2 separate regions of the Homo sapiens genome follow, and region 1 is linked to region 2. Evidence: chromatin contacts called from ENCODE POLR2A ChIA-PET data. All regions are on one chromosome and are shown on one strand. Each heading gives the region's core, a stretch centred on a gene start or an enhancer-like site at or near the end of the contact. The rest is flanking DNA. Distances are from core to core; before and after follow the strand shown.

Region 1 (6,246 bases), core at 2,424-4,923, 330 kb after region 2:
GAACAGTTTGAGGAGAAAAAGAAAAGGGCAAAAGACAAATGTGACAGGTATGTAAACCTTTCAAATGGATGAAAGAACTCACCTTTTCTGAGTAAAACAAGACATAGAGTGTCAGTAATTAAATAATTCAATTTTAGCATAATAGCATGTATTAGAGTTCTCCAGAGAAACCAAACCATAGGACTTACACACACATACACACACACACACACACACACAGACACACAAACAGACACACAGAGAAAGAGGGAGAAAGAGAAAGAGGGAGAGAGAGAATTATAGATTGATTTTTTTTTTTTGACGGAGTCTTGCTCTGTCGCCAGGCTGGAGTGCAGTGGCACAATCTTGGCTCACTGCAACCTCTGCCTCCCAGGTTCAAGCGATTCTCCTGCCTCAGCCTCCTGAGTAGCTGGGACTACAGGCGCCTGCCACCATGCCTGGCTAATTTTTGTATTTTTAGTAGAGACAGGGTTTTACCATGTTGGCCAGGCTGGTCACAAACTCCTGACCTCAGTTGATCCACCCATCTCAGCCTCCCAAAATGCTGGAATTATAGGCGTGAGCCACTGTGCCTGGCCATTATTATTATTATTATTTATTTTATTATTATTTTTTTCTGAGATGGAGTTTCACTCTTGTTGTCCAGACTGGAGTGCAATGGCACAATCTCGGCTCACTGAAACATCCGCCTCCTGGGTTCAAGTGATTCTCCTGCCACAGCCTCCCGAGTAGCTGGGATCACAAGCGCATGCCAGCATGCCCAGCTCATTTTTGTATTTTCAGTAGAGACGGGGTTCGCCATGTTGGCCAGGCTGGTCACGAACTCCTGACCTCAGGTGATCTGCCCACTTCGGCCTCCCAAAGTGCTGGCATTACAAGCATGAGCCACCGCAGTCTTCCCACCTTAGCTTCCCAAGTAGCTTCGATCAGAGGCACACACAGCTGTGGCCACCTAATTTTTTTTTTTCAGAGATAGTGTCTCACTATGTTGTCCAGGCTGGTCTTGAACTCCTGGGCTCAAGCAGTCGTCCCACCTCGACCTCTCAAAGTGCTGGGATTACAGGCATGAGCCACCATACCCAGCCTCCTAGTTATTCTTAATTGCCTTCTTGTCAATATGATTTGTGGTAGATTTACATACCACAATTTTTTTCTCTCTGAAAAATAAAAACTAGAGGATTTCTAAGAGAAATGTAATATTCAAGTAATGTTACACTTATTTTTCCTAAACATCTGCCCCCTGATTTTTCTTTTCAGATCATCAGGATTAGGAAGTTGGACAACATTATTTATTTTAGAGTCTAGAATAGAATGTGGCCAGGCACGGTGGCGGGTGCCTGTAATCCCAGCTACTCAGGAGGCTGAGACAGGAGAATCACTTGAACCCAGGAGGCGGAGGTTGCAGGGAGCCTAGATTGCACCATTGCACTACAGCCTGGGAGACAAGAGTGAAACTCCATCTCAAACAAACAAGCAAAAAAACAACAACAACAACAAAAAAGAATAGAATGCATGAAATCGTTTAAATTTTACATTCAAAAACTTTTTTGAATTTTTTTAAACTTTTATTTTAGGTTCAGGGGTATATGTGCAGGTTTGTTACATAGGTAGACTCTTGTCACAGATGTTTGTTGTACAGATTATTTCATCACCCAGGTACTAAGCATAGTACCCAATAGCTATTTTTTTTTCTGATCCTTTCCCTCCTCCACCCTTCACCTCAACTAGGCCCCAGTGTCTGTTGATCTTCTGTTCATGTCCATGAGTTTTCATCATACAATGCATGAATTCTTTGGCTTTTGTTTTGTTTTGTTTATTGAGATGGAGTCTCACTCTGTTGCCCAGGCTGGAGTATAGTGGCAAGATCTTGGCTCACTGTAACCTCTGCCGCCTGGGTTCAAGCGATTCAAGTGCCCCAGCCTCCCAAGTAGCTGGGACCACAGGCGCGTGACACCATGCCCAGCTAATATTTTTGTATTTTTAGTAGAGACGGGGTTTCAGCATGTTGGCCAGGCTGGTCTCAAACTCCTGACCTCAGGTGATCCACCGGCCTCAGCCTCCCAAAGTGATGGGATTACAGGTGTAAGCCACCATGCCCAGCCCATGTGTGAGTCTTTTTTTAAGAACTGGATGTGGCCAGGCGCGGTGGCTCACGGCTGTAATCCCAGCACTTTGGGAGACCGAGGCAGGCGGATCACGAGGTCAGGAGATTGAGACCATCCTTGCTAACACGATGAAACCCCGTCTCTACTAAAAATTCAAAAAATTAGCCGGGCGTGGTGGCGGGAGCCTGTAGTCCCAGCTACTTGGGAGGCTGAGGCAGGAGAATGGTGTGAATCCAGGAGGCAGAGCTTGCAGTGAGCCGAGATCGTGCCACTGCACTCCAGCCTGGGTGACGGAGCGAGACTCTGTCTCAAAAAAAAAAAAAAAAAAAAAGAGTAGTATGTATAGTTGAGGAATAACTGTGATAGCTTCTTTTTCATTAGAAATGAATATTTTCATATTAATATTTACATATAAATATGTATATGAATATGGATTTTAAAAAGAAAAATGCGATTTGCCTTAGCAGTGGTCATAGGAAGTCTGTGTTCTCTCTTTTTTTTTTTTTTAACTTTTTATTTTATTTTGAGGTGGAGTCTCGCTCTGTCTCCCAGGCTGGAGTGCAGTGGCATGATCTTGGCTCACTGCAACCTCCGCCTCCCAGGTTCAAGGAATTCTCCTGTCTCAGCCTCCCCAGTAGCTGGAATTACAGGTGCCCACCACCACGCCTGGCTAATTTTTGTATTTTTAGTAGAGACGGGGTTTCACTGTCTTGGCCAGGCTGGTCTTGAACTCCTGACCTTGTGATCCACCTGCCTTAGCCTCCCAAGATGCTGGGACTCTCTTTTTTTTTCCCTGCTGGGCACTAAGGTTTCTCAGGGTCAAGTCTTCAGATCTAATCAAGCAATGTTTTGATGCTATGCTAGGTAGAGATCTGCCATATTTATGGAATCATTTATGTTACTTATCACTTCAATATTTCATAAAGATTTGTTTTCTTTTTTCCCTCCTATTCTAGTGAGACTCTATACAACTTTGTTTCTAATGTTAGAGAAAGCATTCTCAGGGTAAGTACAGATACTTTTCAAGGAGTTAGAACATCTTATATTTTAAGAAGTTTAATATTTATATTGTATTGGCTTTAGTTAATGTAGAATAGCAATATTTTAACTATCCCTATTTATCATGAAATGACAATTCTCTAAGATAGTAGAATAAGGCAATAGCCTGTGAATTATTTCATAATTTTGGGTTTCTTAGTTGCAGACGTCTGTGGAAAAGTCTGAGGACCATCTCAGTTCAAGAAGCCAATCTATTTTGGATTCTTTGGAGACTGTGGCCAAGACATGTGAGTGCCTCATGTTTGAGGTATCAGCAGAGGGCACTGGTGAATGATGAACATGAACTTTCTGACCCCAGCCTGGTTTCCAGTGGTGAGGTTCCTCACAGGGTTTCAGATGAGAGGATGGGTATATAGGGTTAGTCCTGAAGAGATGTGGAGCACACTGAGCTGGGTAGTGAGGCCCACCTCTATGTGACAATGCTCTGGTCCCATGATGCCTTTTGTGAGGCACTAATCCCCCACCTGGTAACCATGTTGCCTCAGGGCAGGTAGCTCTGCTAGGTTTCTCATCTCACTGCCTGAAGTGAGTCAGCAACATCCTTGAGTCTCAAATTGCTGCCTGTGCTGTCTATAGACACTGACTGCCCCCTTAGGAGTTAGAAATACTGTAGTACCTGCTGCTCTTCTTGCTGCCTTGGTTTCAGTGAGAGCTGTGTTGTGAATCACAGCATCATTCTCAATTTTTTTTTTTTTTTTGAGACAGAGTCTCGCTCTGTCACCCAGGCTGGAGTGCAGTGGCGCAATCTCGGCTCACTGCAAGCTCCGCCTCCCGGGTTCACGCCATTCTCCTGCCTCAGCCTCCTAAGTAGCTGGGACTACAGGCGTCTGCCACCACGGCTGGCTAATTTTTAAAATTTTTAGTAGAGACGGGGTTTCACTGTGTTAGCCAGGATGGTCTCCATCTCCTGACCTCGTGATCTGCCCGCCTCAGCCTCCCAAAGTGCTGGGATTACAGGCATGAGCCACCACGCCCAGCCCCATTCTCAATTTTACTTATAGTTTGTGGTTTATAAAATCCTGTGCTCCACCAATTAGTGGTTTACATTTAGATGAAACCATGGCCCTTGCCCTATAAACAGAAGAGAGTAAATATACAGTTCTCCTTGGGTGAATACTTCTCTAGAACCACCTGTTTCCTAGCAAAACGATGAGCTGATGACTATGCATCTGTACTTGTTTGCATTTGTCTGTGTGTTTATTTTATAAACAAGTTGAAATCAACTTACACAAATGCCATGGGGTGGACTGCTCATAATTTACAAAAATTAATGCCTTTTTGTGGCCTAAAAATTAATCCCCAACTGTCTGCATAGAAGCACTGTACTGTCTGCTGGATTTCAACCTGGGCATCCCACACACAGGGCATATGCATCTGTTTAGAAACTTGTTCTGGGGCCGGGCACAGTGGCTCCCACTTGTAATCCTAGCACTTTGGGAGGCCGAGGCGGGCAGATCACAAGGTCAGGAGTTCAAGTCTGGCCTGTCTAATATGGTGAAACCCCATCTCTACTAAAAATACAAAAATTAGCTGGGTGTGGTGGTGGGCGCCTGTAGTCCCAGCTACTCGGGAGGCTGAGGCAGAAGAACTGCTTGAATCTGGGAGGCGGAGGTGGCAGTGAGCTGAGATGGCGCCACTGCACTCCAGCCTGGACGACAGAGCGAGACTCCGTCAAAAAAAAAAAAAAAAAAAAAAACTTGTTCTGGAAGCCTTGAAACTGTTAACCCCACAAGAAGTAGCAAGACAGACGGCAGAAGCAAATCAGGGATGCTTCCTTTGTATAACATGATAGAGTAAGTCATTTATAAGTACCCAAGGAAAGTACTCTGTTTTTGTTTTACATTTAAAACTGGGTGGGCCGGGCACAGTGGCTCATGCCTATAATCCCAGCACTTTGGGAGGCTAAGGCGGGAGGATCACTTGAGGCCAGGAGTTCGAGACCAGCCTGGCCAAAATGACGAAAGCCCGTCTCTACTAAAAATGCAAAAAAAATTAGCCAGGCGTGGTGGCAGACACCTGTAATCCCAGCTACTTGGGAGGCTGAGGCAGGAGAATCGCTTGAACCCAGGAGGCAGAGGTTGCAGTGAGCTGAGATCGTGCCACTGTACTCCAGCCTGAACAACAGAGTGAAACTCCCTGTATCAAATAATAATAATAATAATAAAACTGGGTGAAGTACAAAAAAGGAGGATTGCAGCAAAAGTATGGCGTTTAAATCCCAGAAAAGGGAAAGGAAGTGCCTGAGGCCCCAACACAAGATCAAGGCAGAGAAAGAACTAAAACTGCATCTGGCTTAGAGTAGGCAAAGGGATCCATTCCTTAATTTTCTTTTGCTTTTCTTTTTTTCTTTTCTTTTTTTTTTTTTGAGACGAACTCTCACTCTTGTCCCCCAGGCTGGAGTGCGATGGCGCGAACTTGTGCAACCTCTGCCTCCCAGGTTCAAGCGATTCTCCTGCCTCAGTCTCCTGAGTAGCTGGGATTACAGGTGCCTGCCACCATGCCTGGCTAATTTTTGTATTTTTAGTAGAGACGGGGTTTCACCATGTTGGCCAGGCTGGTCTCGAACTCCTAATATCAGGTGATCTGCCCACCTCGGCCTCCCAAAGTGCTGGGATTACAGGCGTGAGCTACCGCGCCTGGCAGGTTCCTTAATTTTCAAAGGGTAAGACTCAGAAGAGAGGCCGGGCGTGGTGGCTCCTGCCTATAATCCCAGCACTTTGTGTTTTTGTTTTTGTTTTTTTGAGATGGAGTCTCGCTCTGTCACCCAGGCTGGAGTGCAGTAGCACGATCTCGGTTCACTGCAACCTCTTCCTCCCGGGTTCAAGCCAGTCTCCTGCATGAGTCTCTCCTGCACCAGTCTCATGCAGGTGCATGCCACCACACCTGGCTATTTTTTTGTATTTTTACTAGAGACAAGGTTTCATCATGTTGGCCAGGCTGGTTTTGAACTCCTGACCTCAGGTGATCAGCCTGTTTCGGCCTCCCAAAGTGCTGGGATTATAGGCGTGAGACACCACGCCCAGCCTAATCCCAGCACTTTGGGAGGCCAAGGTGGGTGGATTGCTTGAGTCCAGGAGTTTGA
Region 2 (6,334 bases), core at 1,362-3,861:
CGGGCGCCTGTAGTCCCAGCTACTCGGGAAGCTGAGGCAGGAGAATGGCGTGAACCCGGGAGGCGGAGCTTGCAGTGAGCCTAGATCGCGCCACTGCACTCCAGCCTGGGCAACAGAGAGAGACTCCGTCAAAAAAAAAAAAAAAAAAAAAAAATTAGCTGGGCGCGGTGGTGCGCGCCTGTAGTCCCAGCTACTCGGGAGACTGAGGCAGGAGAATCACTTGAACCCAGGAAGCGGAGGTTGAAGTGAGCGGAGATAGCGGCTCTCTCACTGCACTCCAGCCTGGGCGACAGAGCGAGACTCCGTCTCAAAAAAAAAAAAAAAAAAGTAATTGCTACTCCATAGGCAGAGCAGTCCACCCGACAAGGTTTTTGTTGTTGTTGTTGTTTGAGACAGAGTCTCGCTCTGTCCCCCAGGCTGGAGTGCAGTGGCGCGATCTCTGCTCGCTGCAACCTCCGCCTGCCGAGTTCAAGCAATTCTCCTGCCTCAGCCTCCCGAGTAGCTGGGACTACAGGCGCCCACCATCACGCCCGGCAAATTTTGTAAATTTTTAGTAGAGACAGGGTTTCACCATGCTGGTCAGGCCAGTCTCGAATTCCTGACCTCGTGATCTGCCGGCTCCGGCCTCCCAACGTGCTGGGATTACAGGCGTGAGCCACGGTGCCCGGCCACGCGGCATGATTTTTAATGGCTTTCTACATTGTATGGTTTGTTATTGTTGTTTTGAGACAGGGTCTCCTTCTATCACCGATGCTGGACTGCAGTGGTGCGATCTTGGCACTCTGCAGCCTCGACCTCCTCGGCTCAAGCGATCCTATATCACCTCAGCCCCCTGAGTAGCTGGGATGCACAGGTGTGTGCCACCTCGCCCAGCTAATTTTTAATTTTTTTGTAGAAAGGAGGGGGGTCTCACTACATCAAATTCTTGGGCTCAAGCGATCCTCCCACCTCGGCTTCCCAAAGTGCAGGGATTACAGGCATGAGCCACAGCGACCAGCCAGCACAGGTGTCTTTATTTGTTTTATTTTTTATTTTATTTTATTTTATTTTGAGACAGAGTCTCGCTCTGTCGCCCAGGCTGGAGTGCAGTGGCGCCATCTCGACTCACTGCAAGCTCCGCCTCCCGGGTTCACGCCATTCTCCTGCCTCAGCCTCCCGAGTAGCTGGGACTACAGGCGCCCGCCACCACGTCCGGCTAATTTTTTTGTACTTTTAGTACAGACGGGGTTTCACCGTGTTAGCCAGGATGGTCTCGATCTCCTGACCTCGTGATCCACTCGCCTCGGCCTCCCAAAGTGCTGGGATTACAGGCTTGAGCCACCGCGCCCGGCCTGCACAGGTGTCTTGAATATGTATATACGCGACTCCAGTATGGTTGGAAATGATTTGATTTGTTGTCTATGGAATTGCACAACCTGGAGCCTTCCTAACATCAGCGGCTTCATACTGGCATTTCCATTGTGGTGCAGCAACAATCTGAGTGAGCCTCCGTCTCTAGCCACATCATTTGACAACCGGTCCCAGAAGGTAACTGGAAGTCATGATGACAACTCCTATACTGTGAAAAGAAACTGCAAGCAAGGCAGTTAAGATGCAATCTTGCACGGTGACCGTAAGTCGGAGAACTGCGCGGCGAACGAGGCCTCGGCAGGGGAAGCGAAAGCCTGGTGTGGTTGCGGCTCTGGGGCCACCCTGCGACCGCCTCGGGGTGTAGGCAGAATTTCCCGGCCCAGCTCCCCTCTGACCAGATAGCGGCCGAGAAACAATGGTTATCTGCTCCACTGACGCCAGGATGTCTTCTCCGTGCCCGATCCCGGAGTACAAACAGTGAAATGAGAAGCCGGTGAGAAACGCGCTGGTTAAAAACATCTCGACGGGAGACGCTGGTAGGCGAATAGTGGCTCCAGACGCGGTCGGCGCCTGCCGTACCCTGGTCAGACTCTGGGTCAGAGCGCTAAGTTTCAAGGAGGCGGCGCTAAACAGGCCCTCTAGCCGGGAGCCTGTCGCGACCCGAGCGACCGTGGGTCGACCCCGATCCGGAAGTGACGCAACGGCGCCAAGCACTTCCGGAGCTGTGGGGACGACTCTTCTGGAGGAAGCAGCGCGGGCTTGACCGGCGTCGGCCCGCCGCCTCCGCTGCCGCTTCGCCCCAATCCGGTCCCTCTGGCCCGGCCTGACCCGGTCTGGCTTGTTCGGGCTCAGCGGCCGCGAGGCCGCAGCTCCCGGTAAGTGCGCGGCGCACGTCACGGCCTTGTTTACCTTGGCTGGCCGCTGGGGGGGCCTCTCCGCGCGCCTCCCTGGCCGGGCCGGGACTCCGCCTTCGCCGTCGCCCGGGAGGCCCGGGCGCTCCCCGTCGCCGGCACGTTGTCCGAGCATTACCCGCCGTCAGCGGCCGGGCGCCCAGCGTGTGTCTGCCTTTTTTCCTCCCGCCGCCTTCTCAGCTCTCGGAAAGGTCAGAGGCCACCGCCTCTGACCAACCGGCGCCGGCACATCTAGGCCCTCTCTCCCTGTCTGGCGCGGCGGGGAAACGCGCCGCCTCGGGGCTCACCACTCGAGTCATCTTTGGGAGCTCTCGCAGCGCTGCCCGCGCGGTTTAACGCCCGCCTGTGGAGGGTATCCCCAGCTCGCGGGCTCCGCGTCCGCGCGAATATCCCGGAGCCCGCGGCGCCCCTAGGGATGTGCGGCCCCGGAGCTGTGCCGCCGCCTCGCCAGAAGCTGGTTGGGCAGCCGCGTTCTTGGATGACTTCTCCTTAGTACTGTTCATTGCCTGGTCCCATAGAACTTTCTGTCATAGCGACATGTTCTTTACCTTTGCTGTTCAGCATGGTAGCTACTAGCCACACGTGGCCGTTAAGCATTTGACCTGTAGGCTAGTGCACCTGAGAAACTAAATTTTAAATTTTACTTACTTTTTAAGTGTAATTAAATTTAAATAACCACATGTGGCTAGTGGTCACCGTATTAGAAAAGACAGATACAAAGTGTAGGATTTTGAAACGAAATTGCTGATTTCTAGTTTTGTGCCAAGTCGTTTTTCTTCGGAGGTGTAGTTAGTAAATGACCTGAATTCAGCGCTAGTGATCATATCTGGAGTAAACGTCTTCAGACTCACTAAAACTTACGTGTTCTGTGCGTGGTGGGCAAGCCCAGGATGGTTGGTTGTTAGGTCCCCTGAACATGTGACTTTGGCTCTGGAGGAAATTTTTTTTTTTTTTTTTTTTGGTGGGCGGGACAAAGTTGCTGTCACCAGGCTGGAGTGCAGTGGCGGCGATCACAGCTAACTGCAGCCCCGACTTTCTGGGCTCAAGTGATCCTCCTTTCTTAGCCTCCTAAGTAGCTGGGACCACAGGCACGTACCACCACACCTGGCTAATTTGTAAAATTTTTTGTGGATACGTGATCTTAATAGGTTGCCTAAGCTGGTCTTGAACTGCTGGGCTCAAGCTATCCTCCCGGTTTGACCTCCTAAAGTGCTGGGATTACAGGCGTGAGCCACTGTGCATGACCTTTAAAAAAATTTTTTTTGAAAAAGTGCCCGGCCCACTTTTTCAAGTAGAATTCGGATATTTAACTTTGAGATGATTAAAAATTAAATTTTCATTTAAATGTGCACCTAGAACATTTAGTATGAAATGGAGTTCTCTCTCTTTTTTTTTTGGAGGAGCCTGGAGTTTTCCCCACCTAAATATTTGGTTGGTGAGAAGCCTGTGAGCAATTTCTTTTTTTTTTTTTTTTTTTGACACGGAGTCTCACTGTGTTGCCCAGGCTGGAGTGCAGTGGTGCAGTCTCGGTTCACTGCAGCCTCCATCTCCCAGATCAAGCAGTTCTGCCTTAGCCTCCCGAGTAGCTGGGATTACAGCTGGGATTACACCCAGGCTGGTTGGAGGGCAGTGGCGTGATCATGGCTCGCTGCAATCTCCTGGACTCAAATAATCCTCCTCACTTTGGGAGGCCGAGGCGGGCGGATCACGAGGTCAGGAGATCGAGACCATCCTGGCTAACACGGTGAAACCCCATCTCTACTAAAAATACAAAAAATTAGCCAGGCATGGTGGCGGGCGCCTGTAATCCAGTGAGCCGAGATCGCGCCACTGCACTCCAGCAAGACTCTCAAAAAAAAAAAAAAAGAAAGAAAAGAAAAGAAATATTGTCCCCTTGGAACAAGATCAGCACTTTTTCTTTCTTTCATTTATTTATTTTTATTTTTGAGTCCCGCTCTGTCTCTCAGGCTGGAGTGCAGTGGCGCGATCTCGGCTCACTGCAACCTCCGCCTCCTGGGTTCAAGCGATTCTCCTGCCTCAGCCTCCTGAGTAGCTGGGATTATAGGCGCATGCTACCACGCCCAGCTAATTTTTGTATTTTTAGTAGAGACAGGATTTCATCATGTTGATTAGGCTGGTCTCGAACTCTTGACCTTGTGATCTGCCACCTTAGCCTCCCAAAGTGTTGGGATCACAGGCGTGAGCCACCGTGCCCGGCCCACTTTTTCAAGTAGAATTTGGGTATTTAACTTTGAGATAATTAAAAATTAAATTTTCATTTAAATCTGCACCTAGAACATTTAGTATGAAATGGAGTTCTCTCTCTTTTTTTTTTGGAGGAGCCTGGAGTTTTCCCCACCTAAATATTTGGTTGGTGAAAAGCCTGTGGGCAATTTCTTTTTTTTTTTTTTTTTTTTTGACACGGAGTCTCACTGTGTTGCCCAGGCTGGAGTGCAGTGGTGCAGTCTCGGTTCACTGCAGCCTCCATCTCCCAGATCAAGCAATTCTCCTGCCGTAGCCTCCCGAGTAGCTGGGATTACAGGTATGCGCCACCATTCCTGGCTAATTTTTGTGTTTTTTGTAGCAGTGAGGTTTCACCATGTTGCCCAGGCTTGTTTTGAACTCCTGAGCTGAAGCCGTCCACCCACCTTGGCCTCCCAAACCAAAGTGCTGGGATTACTGGCATGAGCCACCACACGTGGTCCTGGAATTTTTCTTTTTTTTTTTCTTTTTTGAAGACAGGGTCTCACTCTGTCGCCTAGACTGGAGTGTAGTGGCGTGATCTTGGCTCACTGCAGCCTCAACCTCCTGTGCTCAAGAAATCCTCCCACCTCAGCCTCCCAAGTAGCTGGGACTACAGGCATGCACCACCACGACATTTATGAGTAATGTGACATAAATGAGCCACGACAGCATGAGTAAAGTGAGATCTGAAATATTAGCATTATTCTGTGTTAGATTACCACAGTGGAGGTGATTTTGTAGTAAAAGTTAAATTTTAAGTCAGTTACAATTTGCTTGGTCAACATCTACATAACATTTAGGATTGAAATTGTGGTAGTTGAGAATCTGAAGGACAGAAATACTGGAGTAAAGAAGCAGGCTTTCAGCTGGGTGAGGTGGAGGTTACAGTGAGCTGAGATGGCAACACTGCACTCCAACCTGGGTGACAGAGGGAGGCCCTGTCTCAAACAAACAAAAAAAAGAAGTGGTCTTTCAAACTGAGAGAGAGAATTGAGATTAAATTATTGCTACCTGTTTACTTAGATTACTTTCTTTTTTTTTTTTTTGAGACGAATTTTCTTGTCACCCAGGCTCAAGTGCAGTGGCGCGATCTCACCTCACTGCAACCTCTGCCTCCCTGGTTGGAGTGATTCTCCTGCCTCAGCCTTCCGAGTAGCTGGGATTACAGGTGCTCGAACTCCTGACCTCAGGTGATCCACCTGCCTTGGCCTCCCAAAGTGCTGGGATTACAGGCGTGAGCCACAACACCCAGCTGAATACTTTCTTTTTTTAGAAGGTCATGTAACTCTTGTCAATATAATTATGTCATGGATTTTTTTTGTTGGCACTTTAAAAGAAGATAATTAATTTAATAGTTACTCTGTCCCTTGTTACTTGTCCTTTAAAATACCTTTGCTTTAAAAAAAAAATAAACTTGCAAAAGCAGTATACCAGCTTTAAAAATATAAATATAATTCTTTTCATTTTAGATGGAAATCATATTATGTAGAATACTTGGGTGACATCTGCCTGAGAGATCTCCAAGAATTACAGGTATCTTTAATTTAAAGATTAACTTTTTCTCCTAAAGAAAAAACACCATCGTTAAGTTTAGTTGTGATTATGTGGCTCTACCATACAGAAGAGTTTGTTAAAAGTCAAACTGCTGGCCAGGCACAGTGGCTTGCATCTGTAATCCCAGCACTTTGGGAGGCTGAGGTGGGCGGATCACGAGGTCAGGAGATCGAGACCATCCCGGCTAAAACGGTGAAACCCCGTCTCTACTGAAAATACAAAAAATTAGCCGGGCGTAGTGGCGGGCGCCTGTAGTCCCAGCTACTTGGGAGGCT

What was found. ChIA-PET counts read pairs that join two places held with the same protein, here RNA polymerase II (POLR2A).
Region 1: POLR2A ChIA-PET joins it to region 2 with 10 read pairs in Panc1. The contact joins the enhancer-like site here to the promoter of ARIH2OS in region 2. POLR2A ChIA-PET finds 5 or more read pairs at or near these places in 2 of 52 experiments (Panc1 and activated B cell).

Annotation. Positions count from the first base shown.
Region 1 is chr3:49,241,343-49,247,588 of GRCh38, forward strand. IHO1 (interactor of HORMAD1 1) reads left to right here. Exons shown (of 8, transcript NM_001135197.2): 4 at 1-47; 5 at 3,062-3,110; 6 at 3,304-3,391. Among named protein-coding and RNA genes, the nearest start is that of MIR4271, 30 kb to the right of the region's middle. Within about 2 kb of position 3,674, at least 4 of the 41 ENCODE cell types and tissues checked have a DNase peak (open chromatin) inside an H3K27ac peak, as active enhancers do.
Region 2 is chr3:48,916,774-48,923,107 of GRCh38, forward strand. It overlaps ARIH2OS (ARIH2 opposite strand lncRNA), which reads right to left and starts at 2,612. Exons shown (of 1, transcript NR_161301.1): 1 at 1,015-2,612. ARIH2 (ariadne RBR E3 ubiquitin protein ligase 2) reads left to right here and starts at 2,069. Exons shown (of 16, transcript NM_006321.4): 1 at 2,069-2,225; 2 at 5,975-6,038. RefSeq lists enhancers at 946-1,696, 1,502-1,971, 1,697-2,448, 2,449-3,199, 4,883-5,383 and silencers at 2,142-2,241, 2,312-2,391.